Regions from separate parts of the Mus musculus genome. Here region 2 is linked to region 1. Evidence: chromatin loops called from intact Hi-C (ENCODE). Cell type or tissue: left cerebral cortex. All regions are shown on one strand. Each heading gives the region's core, and the rest is flanking DNA. Links, peaks and the distances in the headings are about the cores only.

The links. Hi-C counts contacts between places; a loop is a spot of excess contacts. Peaks named below come from ENCODE experiments on the same cell type or tissue, not always from the same donor. Only the 100,000 strongest peaks of a DNase experiment are listed, where the experiment ranks them.
Region 2: a loop joins it to region 1, with 2.7 times the contacts of the local background. A loop is called at or near these places in 4 of 42 quality-filtered maps.

Annotation. Positions count from the first base shown.
Region 1 is chr4:23,910,957-23,917,260 of GRCm38, forward strand. No RefSeq gene overlaps it. Among named protein-coding and RNA genes, the nearest start is that of Gm31145, 79 kb to the left of the region's middle. In left cerebral cortex, for the core only: a CTCF peak has its summit at 2,668; a DNase peak (open chromatin) is centred at 2,675.
Region 2 is chr4:22,473,483-22,479,786 of GRCm38, forward strand. No RefSeq gene overlaps it. Among named protein-coding and RNA genes, the nearest start is that of Pou3f2, 12 kb to the right of the region's middle. In left cerebral cortex, for the core only: a CTCF peak has its summit at 3,654; a DNase peak (open chromatin) is centred at 3,650; H3K4me3 peaks cover 1,173 bases; H3K27ac peaks cover 1,019 bases.

The DNA of each region.
Region 1 (6,304 bases), core at 1,329-3,828:
TTCCCGAGTGTATGAACTAGTGGGTCTGATTCTTGTGCCTTCTCTTAGGATCTTTTCCTTTGGTGTGTGTGTGTGTGTTTGTTTTGTTTTGTTTTGTTTTTTGTCGAATTCTGATCTGTTAGTTCTTCCTTCTTGCAATATTTTTGCTATATTTTATTTTATTTATTATTCTGTGTAAGCTGTTGGTGTTTTCTTTTTTTTTTCCATTTTTTATTAGGTATTTAACTCATTTACATTTCCAATGCTATACCAAAAGTCCCCCATATCCACCCACCCCTACTCCCCTGCCCACCCACTCCCCCTTTTTGGCCCTGGTGTTCCCCTGTACTGTTGGTGTTTTCTAATGAGAGACAGAAAGGTAGTGGATACAGGTAAAAGGGGAGGAACTATGAAGAGTAGAGGGAGGGAAAACTATAATCAGGATATTCCAAATGATAATATTTTTCAATAAAAAGGAAGCTTTTAATTTAATTTACAAAAGACAAAGCTTTTGTATCTATCATGATTCTTCATTGAAGGTCATGTAGTAATATTTGGTTGTAATTTTATGCACTCTACAAAGGTAGATAGTCAAACCTAGACTTATCAATTTCCAATTATAGGATGAATATCTAGAAGAAAGTATTAATTGCATTCAATCTTAAAACTGATTTAGGCAAGGTTCTTTTTCACATCTGCTTTCCAAACAAAAAGAGATAAACTTGATAAACTGTCAATTAATAACTTCTACGCTTTGTATTTAGCCACACGAATGTAAATTTTCCAACAAGTAATTTGCTTAATCATCACTAATTTTCATCCTTTATTAGAATGGTTCAGAAGTAACATATGTCAGGGCAGCATACTAACCTTTGAGAATTCTGCTCCTTAGTATGAGTTTTTATACTTAGTTACTCGGATCATGAGAGTACAGTTCCCATAAAGTCAATTGCTAGAAAGGTAAATGCGTTTTCTTTGATAAATCTGTTACAGTCTCTAACTAAACATACAATAAAATGATTTACTTACACTTAAAATATTTCATTAGAGAAAATTTAAAGCTAAGGGGAAAATACATTTGCTTCACATGTCATACAAACAATCTTAACAATTATTGTAACTTTTCTCACTCTAAAGATTCATTGGAAGCAAATGTATATTGTATTCTTACAACTATCCTGCTAAGCATTTTCACTCTAACTTATTTTCTGTAGCTTTTTTTATTAGCACAAATATTTAATATTTCTCTATTACCCACAATGCAATTAATAAACTTACTCCAAATATTAAGCTACTCTTGCCTTTCCCTGTTAACATTTGAGCAGTAAAATGTTGAAGTTAAAAGACAACTACCAGTTCCCAGGATTCAATCATCGAGTATATTAATAATTTCTAAAAAAGCATGCCCTTGCTTTTGAACCAGAAGTCTGGATCCTGATCTGTAGCAGGGATGGTGACTGCCTTGTGTATCATTCACTGCTTCTGTGCAGCGTGATCCTTGTTGTTAAAAAGGAAATAACAAGATAATAATGCACACTTTTGTGTGTCACACAAAAATCTTGTGAGAATTAATACTCAAAAAATAAGACTTCAGAGCTTAGTGAGAAAAGCACTTTAGAATATAAACACCATGCAATTATTCTTATTACTATGAGCTAGAAAAATGCTAGCAAGAAATGGCATGATTATTGTGGCATGCATTAAGCCAAATAAAAAAAGCAGACTTGTAGGGAATCCCATAGAAGATAAAAATTGCTTTGACCAATCCTTCCTTCCCTCCAGCCACTGAAAGAAATGATTTTTATAGCCATGTTAAATGGTACCCTAACTCCTTTCATTTTGCTTAAAATCTGTGATCCAGGAATTGTGTTTAAATGAAATTTCCATCAGCTTTTACATATTAAAAAAGCAAGTAGATTTTAATGCACATATTGAACATTAAATCATTTTTTGCTGCAGGTTATTGCAAGTAAATAGTAATTGTAAAGTAGATTCTTTTTGATGAAACAAAATGAAAATAGACTGTTAAATCTTCACCTTAGATTTTCTCATCATTTCATTAACAGTTCAACCAGGAATGGTATTTTTATAATGACGGACAGGAAAATCATACTCATCAATACGCATCCATATTCATCTGCAGGCACACTAACTCAGGTTCCTTACAAGAATAAAAACGAGCAAAATGACTGTGCCACTTAAGTTGAATTATAGGAATGGGTCTATTTGTTATACTGAATTGTTGCTTAATTCAAACACAAAATTTATTAAGAAATAAAAGCAAATTTAAACAAGAACTAGTTTTCATCACTACGAAGTCATTTTTGTCAGGATAAAAATATGAAAAAATAAAATAGTGGGCCAGATTAGATTTCCAGTGGAATAGCAAAAAAATAAAAAATAAATAAATACTTCTGCATTATATTTTGTTCACTGTATATGCAAACCCTTTGCATCCCCATTTATTATCTGTACCTTTGTAAAATACATCTTTTATGTGCAATTCTTTTCTATTTCTAACTGTGGGTTGTCCCAAACCTGAAATAAATTAAGCACTTTCAAGCACTGTGGAACTGCAAGATTTGGGTTATTTTAAATAAGAAGAATACAACAGCAATCCTTTAAGTGACAGTTTCAGCTGGTGCAGCCGAGAGCTGAGAACAACACTGCTGAGCTTGCATTGCCCCCTATGGTTGCTCTCTGACAGTTCTCAGCGCACAGAGGTAATGTGCCCTGCTCCCTCAGTGGGCCGGAACACTGTGCTTTCAGCCTCCCTTCTTACACGAGTAAGCATCTTAGAGTGTGACATCATTGACTTAAATCCTAAATTTGGCAAATACTGTGCTTGATTTTTACTAATACTCCTATCAATGCAGTAAACTAACACCCTATTAACAATGTCGCATGAACATTTCTTTCAATATGAACCATTTTGATGGTTATTTTGAGATATACATTTCATTTTTATCTCCAATTTTACTTCTTGTCAGCTTGGCACTATCTAGCACTGAGATATGAGTTAGAGCTACGCACATACCTGTTTTCACTCTCATTGGGTAGCCCAATGGAAACAGAAGCTACGTCCATGCCTCAATCCACCTGCAAGGTATCAGCAGAGCACAGACAAGTCTCCCTGATAGGCCAAACCCATTGATAGCTCCTCTTACTGTAGCCTCCCTCAGCCTTGAAGCAGGCTGATCCAGACTTTGACCTTGCTGCCACGAACAAGGAGATTACCTAGGGTAGCCTTCTGACCTTGATGGCTCTATTTGCTCTTCTCTAAGACTCTGCTTCCTGCTGAAGGGTCCTTGAGACGTTCTGGAGACACACACTGTAGATTTGTAAGGGCTGGCTCCAGGCACCAAGAATGGGCTGGGGGTGGGGGCGCTACCCTCTTTATAAGCAAGGACTCTCAGTAAACTTCAGAGGCTTTGAACAGAAAGGTTTGTCTTGGCCTCGTTCTTTTCTGATCTCTTTCAGCCTCAGCCCGCCTTTCAGGGGAACCCAGTTCACGTGGCCGCAGGCGGCTACATTTTACAATTATTGGATTAACACTTTTCTGAGGCCCCAGCTCTCTAGTAATATATCCTGAGAAGAATACTGGATTTGTAAGAGGGGTCAGCAAGAAAAAGATCTTGAGGCAAAGCTTGTAACCCAAAAAAGTTGAATGCCTTCGGGGGTCAGTGTATTCACTGTGTGTTCAGAACAGGATAGCCTTGGCTAGAAACGTATTCACTGGTCCTGTACGCCCCTCTACATGCTATGAGAGTACACTCTTTTCTTTTAAATCAAAGAAATGACTGTTTGTTTGGGGGGAAATGTGAAAATGTGTTTTCTACTTGCCATTATGTAAAAATGTCACTACACACACACACACACACACACACACACACACACACACAAAAGAAAGAAAAGAAAGCTAATCACTCCTTAAGTTGATAAAGTCTAGATCTAATAAATAGGAATATAGAATATAGATATATCTGCCTTATCTTTATTTCTATTTATCTGTTTGTGTAAATTTAGATAATACCAAGAAATAAATTTTGAAGAAAGCTAAATAGAGCCATGCCAATGGGTGCTTGTAATCATTTACCAGGTTTCTACCCTATATTTCACAGTATAAGTAGAATAGAAGTTTATATACATAAACTTTAACAAATAGATGCACATATATATGTATAATTATATACGTATATATTAGCTATAAAACAATATGTTTTCAATTTGACATCTTGGCTTCTAGTATCACCATGTTCTATTAACAAGTCATAGTTAGGGTTACTAATACTCTGGTGAAACAACATGAAGACAAGCAAGTTGGGGGGGGAATAGTTTATTTGGCTTATAATATTACAGCCTAATCTATCACTGAGCAAAGCCAGAGCAGGAACTCAAGCAAGGCAGGAACATGGAGGCAGGAGTCGATGCAGAGGCAATGCAGGGGTACTATTTACTCGCTTATTTCCCATGGCTTATTAACCGTAGCATGAGAAAAATATTTTAATTAATGATCACAGATAGGCTTTTTAAGTCTGTGAATATACATAATTTGCTGTCATTACTGAAGCATTATCTGACAAGAAAACAATGTCTATAGGTCTGTAAAGGTGGCAGAGATAAACTGTTCTGAAAATGGTTTCAGAGAACAGTGTCTGCTTTATTGCATGTAAGCAACCACTTATATATTAGAAACCTATCAACTGATTAGTTAGCATACTACCTCAGATTGGACGTAAGTGCTCATACCACCAGAGACTTTATGTGGAATAATCACATTAAAGGAATAATAGATAGTGTAAATTCATCCGCAGTCCAGTTACTAGCTACTCAGCTACCTCAGAATTCAATACTCTGATATCCAGGAGCATGGCACTCAGTAGCATCGTGTGCCTTGCTTCTAATTTAGAAGTGCAGTGTGCAAGGTAGGCTGATTACTTACTCATGCCTGCATTTTCTTCTACAATAATTAAAGATAACTAAAAGTTTTACTTAAGGGAGCATGAGGGATTGGGTAAATATACATAATGACATCAAATAATAGGAACTAGAATTTGACACTATATGGCACGCTGATGGAGCTCTTGCAGTAATCATTAAGCTACCAGTATTCTTTGTCTCTATACAACTCTATAAAAACACAAGTGAGAACCTACAACATAATCAACTCATAAAGATATCTCAAAAATACTGTAAATGAATAAAAAAGCACTCTCTTATTGGACCTAAGCTCCATTCAACAAGAGAAAAAACCATGACTGGTATTGGAAACCTAGCCAAATGTGCAGCATTAGTGAATTCATGGGTCTTGGAGGAGAACCTACAATTGCCTCTTTAATAGACCAACATAATCCCTAAGTGTATTCTAAATATGACCCCTCATCATGGAAATGTCTCTTTGAAACATATGGAAAGCCACAACCATCAACACAAAGCTATGGAGCTGAGTTATGTAGGTATTGCCTTCAGCAGTGGGGCCTTGTCATCAGTTCATGTAAAGCAACCTGTGATTCTGTTGTTTGTGAATGTCCATAGGACATCTTTGGCAAACAACTCAATCATGTGTACAGTCTGAGTAATAGAAGAAGATTCGTTTAGTGACAAGATATAGCTAGTTAGATGCTTTCATTTTATACACACACACACACACACACACACACACACACACACATGAGGTTTCCATACTACTCCTCAAATCCCCCTTAATTTTAGCTGTATATTTCCTGCCCTCCCCCACTGCCCTCCCAGTCCCCACCTATCTAGTTGCAACCTATCTTTTCATCCATGACCATTTTACTTTCCTTTCCTAATGAAACCTATCTGCCTCACCTAATCCCTTCCTCTATACCTACTTCTACCTTTCATGGTTCTTCAGATTGTAGCTTGGTTATCATTGAAATAACAGCTAATATTTGCACACATTAACACATACATAGATTATATCTCTTTTTATGTCTGGAATACCTCACTCAGGATGATTTATTTTAGTTTCATTTAGTTATCTGAGAACTTCATGATTTTGATATTTTTTTAAAATGATGAGTAATATTCTTTGGGTAAATGTACGATATTTTCTTTATTGATTCTTTATAGAGGGACATCTAGGTTATTTCCAATATCTGTTTACTATGAATAGAGCAGCAAAGAATATGGTTAAGCAACTAGGTTTGTTGTAAGATGAAGCATCTTCCATGTATTTGGTCAAGACTGGTCGATAGGTTCCTATATCCTTTAGGGACTGACTTACCACACTGATATCTATAGTGGCTGTACAAGTTTGGACTCCCAGTAGCAGTGAATGAATGTTATCCTCATGTTACATCCT
Region 2 (6,304 bases), core at 2,318-4,817, 1.4 Mb before region 1:
AAGGGAATTGTCTTATGTTGTCCAGACTGGTCTCAGCTCTCGGTCTCAAAGGATCTTCCTTCATTGGCCTCTCAAGTAGTTTGGACTACAATATTATGCCCAGATGACTCTTTAATAAAAACAATTGGAAGAAGATAAGACAGAAGATATATTAAAGAAAAGTGGTGAGCATCAAGCTTGCATTGTAGGAAATTATGAGGATGTCAGCTGAAGTTCTTTGGTGGAGTTTTTTCTATATGATGGGTAGGGAAACTATGTCTTCTAGTAATGCTCCTTTTTTTTCTTTCCTTTAAATTTTCTTAGTCACAGAAACACGACTTAGGACTGCAGCCAGCATAGTAGGTATATAATAGATTATCCTTGAATTAAAATTGTTATTTTGGTTCGTGTCAGCCTTTGAGTGGTTTCAAAGGATGGTAGTAAAACCATGTTGTCTCAATGGCTTCAGTGTGTGTGTAGGTGTGTGTGTGTGTGTGTGTGTGTGTGTGGTGCTGTATGTGTGTTGTGTTTTGTGAGTAGGTAGATAGTGTGGGGAGAGGAGAATGAAGTTGGGAGAGGAAATGAAGGTGGGGAGGGTGGGGGGAGCTAACATCCAAAACTGAAAAATTCTCTAAATTTTTTGTCTTCTTGTTGTTTTCTTCCTCCCCCCTCCCCCTTCCCCTCTCCCCCCTCCCTCCTCCTCCTCTCCTCACCTCTTTCCATTTAATTCATCCAAATGAGGGCATGGTCTCTCCTTTCTATTTTCTCTATTTTTAGCCCCTACAGCTACTGTAGCACCACTATTACACCACATTCACCCTCTTTAAGACTTCCTTGGCTGACCACATAGACTCCAGTGGGCCTTGCCTACCTATTTCCTGGCTAGTCTGGCTTCTGTCACACTTACAACTCATAACCACCACCCTGTACACTATGCCAGCTCTTTTTTTCCCCCAAAGTGTTATTTTCATTGAATCTTCCCTCTGCTATGACTCCTAATTGCCTTTTAAATCTAATTAAAACTTCCTTAAGCCCTCTAGCAGTTGACTCTAGGCACTCTCCCCAGCAGCCTTAAAGTGCAATTCCTGGTTTGTGAGAACCGTACTCACTCTCTCCTTCCGCTTTCCTGCCTCACAGTGGGCCGGCTGCCTCCTATCCTAGCCACACCTATAAAGTGTGGTCCTTATCCTGTTTCATTTGTTTCCTTGTGTAAACCATGCTTAGAGTCACCCCCCCCTTCTGTCTTTGATTATTTCAACTAAGAGTCCCAAACTGTCCTTTAGGTCATGCATGATGGGGTGTGTGCCTACATCACCCATGCCTTGATGGAGCACTCTTGTTAGTTAAGAGGCTCTAACACAATTGCAGGTATGTCCTGCTCTCCTTAGGACTGATGATCTGATCTTTCCCCTACAAATTCAACCTATGTCTAGTGAGCAGGCTTTAGGTCATGTTGGCTCTAAATACTTCAAAAACTCCCGATTCCTGCCTACCATCCTCCGTCCACTGAAGATGGGTTGCTATTGAGGCCTTAGACGTCACAGCCACCCTTCTCTCCTCTGACCCCTTATTTAGTGACCTAGAACCGAGGAACACTGGCTAGGATGCAAGCTGGGGTTCTTGTGTTTTGGGAGCTGATAGGACACCGAGCTCTTCCTGCCAGGGCTGCTTCTGGGTCTCGTCCAAGTGGTTTGGTCATCACCAAGAGCGCTGGATGATGCTGACACGGAGTTCCATCTGTTCCCCCCGGGGATGGGAGTTAGAGTGGACAGGTCCCCTGATCTAGGCTTTCCACATAAGGAGAGAAGAGTCTATCTGGCTCAGCACACCTACCACAAGCATGTGGAGGATTCAGGACCCACTGGCTAAACCTCTAACAGGAGAAAAGCCTTCATTCACTTTTGCCCTAGAATGCTGGCATAGAAGCTTGTGCAGATCCCTCTTGGCCACCCACAACCATTCCAGGGACCAACAAAAGGCCTTGCTCAAGACTTTTCTCAGCCACTTGCAACCAGCACAAAAACCTTCTGGCTCCTGGGACTGTGCTGCCAGGAGGGAAGAACTGTCTCAGACCACCGTCTCTCTTTCCCAGTGGCAGCAGGGACTTCTCCCCTTTGCTCCATACAGGGGTCCCTGGGGAGCAGGGCCTGGTTCCTGAGTAGAACAGTACCTCCCAAGGCTCCCCGTTTAGAACACAGTAGGCTGAGGGCTCCTGTGTGATCCAAACCCAGAGAGCAGAGTGTGACCCATCAGCAGTGTCCACAGTGTTTAAGCTGTTGTTGCGGTCAGTGCTGCTGCTTGCATTGGGTTGGTTTTGCGTGTATAAACCCAGAGTTCTTTTCATAACTGATTCAGGCTGCAATAAAAGATACCAGAGAAGTGTGCAGTTAAAGTTAAGTTGGCTGGCATAAAGAAATGGAATGGTTTGCAGAGTAGCAAGCTAGTTCTCCCTAGAATAATAATAGAGTAGCCACATTTGTTACAGTTACTAGAGTCCGGCGCTGGTGGTTCTAATAATGGTGTTAACCACAACCTCAAGCTTAGGCATTGTAAAAGCAAGTCTAGTGGATGGTGGTCTAAGTAGTCAGAATCAGTAGAGTGTCCCCATATATGAAAATTGAGATGGCTATCTCCACATTTCCTCCTCCTATGCCAGTAGATGCAAAGATGTGTAGCCTTATTTTTAGGTTGAAGGGATTTCTTGCTGGGCCCTCACAGCAGAGGCCTCACTAGAGTTTGAAATGACCACTTTCTATATGAGACTTCCATTTTATTTTGTGCTTCCATGTATGTTATATAAATGCTACTGGAAAATTTAAAGAAGCGCTATTATGCACAGCCTGCACATGAAGAAATGGATTTGGAAGTACCACAGGGCTTCTCAGATGTTTGTTGGCTGATAACTATGGGGAGGGGGAAGGGGTGGAGGAGGGCTGAGGTGCTGTCGCTCAAGCCTATCCAATCCAGTAACCACAAGTTTGAGCTGCCTGCAGTTCCTGTGTATGCATGTCCCCTCCTGACGTGACCTGGGGTAAAGGCAGAGTAAGTGGTGAAAACGGCACACAGTGTGGGAAACGGACTAACTTACTGGCTCCGAAGGAAGCAGACTGAGAGCTCTTTTAGGAATTTGGGAAGTGGATGTTTTCCCCCACTTCAACGGTTCTTTCACAAATGTGTCTCTGTTCAAGCGAACGCCTTAAATAAAATCACCTTTAAACTCGAAACTGAACAAGCCTTCTGTATAAAAAGATGTTCGAGGTCAAATTTTGACTTGGTTAAAATGCTACATTCGTCATTAACCGTGGCTTCCAACTTGATTCTCTGCTTTTGATTCCTACGAGAAGCTGAGAGTTCTCTGATGCACGTAATACTTGATTTTGACAGATAAGTTTGTAGGAGCAAAATATTGGGGTACATCTCTTCCTTCTCATCTTTGTTGCGGTAACTTTTAGTATAAAATGTTCTGTCCTCTCCAGTGAAACTTCAAACCTCTGCTAAGGAGCCCAGACTGGACATTTGGAAACCTTTGTATGAGTCATGCGCGTGGGGTCACCTTCATAACCTTTTCTAGGAGGAATGAGGCCAAGCATGCAGAGAGAGTGGGGAGAAGCACATTCCAGTCTGAAACTCAACTTTTGAACGGATCAGACTGTAAAATCACGAGTAGTTGCAAGTGGATGCCACTTTGGGGCGCCAAAGTTCCATTCGGCTAAAGGCTGCAATCTTGGGGTGAGAGCAGATGTACTGGGGAGGGGGTCTAGGGTGTCCTTTATTCTCCTGTTAAACTATCCTGGGAGACTTTGTTTCATAACAAGTCTGGACATGGGGGAAGAAGACTTTGTTAGAGAGGCCAAAGGAGGGTGTTGGGGGGTGGGGGGGGAGGTAAACTTACAACTGAGGAAAATCTCTTGTGAACTGACTTGGGAGCAAACGGGCCTCTTTGCTTTAGAAAGTCTCCGGTTTCTCAGAGGCCCTTGACCTCTTTTAAAGGAGGCTTATATTTGGGCAGGGTCTTCACTTCCCACTCCCACCCCACCCCCACCTAGACTAGCGACCTTGTTCATTCTGCGGTCCCCCGCGCCCCTTGATGCCTTCTCCCACGTCCGGAGGTCGCTGCTTCCAGGAAACCTGGCTCTCTCCTCCTCCTCAGGGCCACCGCGGGGTTGCGCGTCTCCTCCTGCAGCCCGCGAGGACTCTTCAGCTGGGATAAAGGGCGGCCTCCCCCGCCTGCAGGAGCCCTGGATGCTCAGCCGTCAGCTGCCGGGAGGCGCTGATTTCGTTCCCGCGCGGCCGTCGCTGCCAGGGGGGGGGGGGGGGGAGGCGGAGGGCCGCTGGTAGGGGGTGGGGGGACTGGGGCCCAAGGGCGGGCGGAGCGGGAGGCGGCAGCCTTGGCCAGCAGAAGCTGAGCTGCTGCCCGCCAGTGTTTATTACATCTCAGCCACCCTCAAAGGTTAGGAACGCGCATTTAGAGACACGATAATCCGAGTTTAAATATTAAAAGTAAAATCAGAACCAGTGGAGTATTTACCCAGAGACTGAGCAGACCTCCTTCTGCCAGGGGAGAGGACTTTGAGGAGCCGGCCGCGGGCATCAGCACTTCTTTGCCCCATTGGCACATTCAGGGCAGCAGGGACACTCTTGGGCTGCTTCCCCCGCTGTGGTGAGAGGAGAGAGCCTCAGACTCCTAGCTCTCCCAAGAAGATCGTAGCCTTGCGAGTTCGGTCCAAATCTTTTGCTTTGTCAGATTCTCCTTTTTAAGGGCTTACGGAACTAACACAAAAGGTGGCGAAAAGTGCATTGGATCAATAGCAAAGATTGTTATTTAGATAACGAATTAATCTCCCTGTTATAATACTTTTTTATAGTGAACTTTGTACCCCTTCCCTAAGAAAAAGGAATTTAAAGGGAAAAAAAGAGTCTCAAACAGGATTAAGGTTTTAATTACAACACCCTATCGAAATAGTATGTTTGATGAGCTGATCTTATCAATTTAATAGTCACGTTAAAGCTTCGGAAGTAGATGCACGGGAAATATGCTTAAGGGAGTCTTTTAAAAGTAAATCGCGCCTAAGAAACTGGAAGGCCAGCAGGTCAGAGTCGCTGCATCCAAGAAGGTTTAGGATCCGCATGCCCTACTCGGTCCGTGGGTCCGAGACCCGGGTGCGCATCTGGGATAGGGGACTGGGCCTGGCCTTGGGAGAACACTGAGCTTGAAGGAGGAAACCAACAAATAGGAGAGCTGCCTCTTCCAAGCCGAGGCCCACATCAAAGTTGGGGCCCCATAAGGGCGGTGCAGTTCACTGGGTTTGGGTCAGCCTTATATTCGAGGGGCAAATAAAGTAATTTGAGCATGCATCAATAGTTTTCCATAAAATACGAGCTAAAAGAAGTAATAGAAGTAATCACTGTCTCCTCAAATCAAGTAGAAAACATTTCAATGCACTAATTAGAGTAATTAGAATAATAAGCCTCTGCCTATATGTGGTAAGACAATGTGTACAAACAACTTTATTTAATGTATACTGGTAATCAGCGATGCGTGCCTGCTTGAATGCTTAGCGCAATAAAACTACCCTCCGTCCGCCCAAACAATCAAATACAAATTAGTTTAATGATTGTGCCTGCTGAATGTCTTAGAAATCCACAGGCAGAGGCGAGTAAATAGAAGCATCCCTGTTTGTGTACCACCCTGCCCCGGATAGCCGCAGGGCCTGGGGAGTGACCACAGGCAGACACGGCTGGATCTCCAGGATGCTCCTGAACTCGGGGCAGAGCCGTGCCCTGCTCCGGCACAGACCAGCGCTCCGCGGGAGTCCCTGCAAGTGTGGTTGGTCGCCTTCCCACTACAGTCAGGCAGTCCCCCCCACTAAAGTCCCGCAGCTTTAGGTACCCTTAGTACTCCAGCCCGCCCCGCCCCCACCCACCCCCAATGCCCGCGCGTCCCAAGCGGCCTCCCCTCCCAGAGGTGAAAGAACCCCCAACTCCCTTCTGTGAGGCTTTTGAGAGTTTCTTCTCACGTGTAAAGGCTCTCTGGAGGTTGGGAAAGGCGATGGATTGGAAGCATCCACCCAGCCTAAGAGTGAATGGGCCGGCTCAGGAGACTGAAGTCAGGCCTCCAGTCTTGGAGAGCTGCTGGAGGCTCCCCTCTGACTCGTTCGCACAGGGTACCCAGGGTTCTCCCCGCCCCCCATACAGGTTTCCTAGGAACTGACTTCGGACTTTAGGCTCACAAGTGAGTGCCGGGTTTTGGGAGAACCCTTTTCTTCCTTGCTTTAGCGCTTAGAAGACAAGGTTCCTCTCCACTGGAGGCTGACCGCTGAGGCCA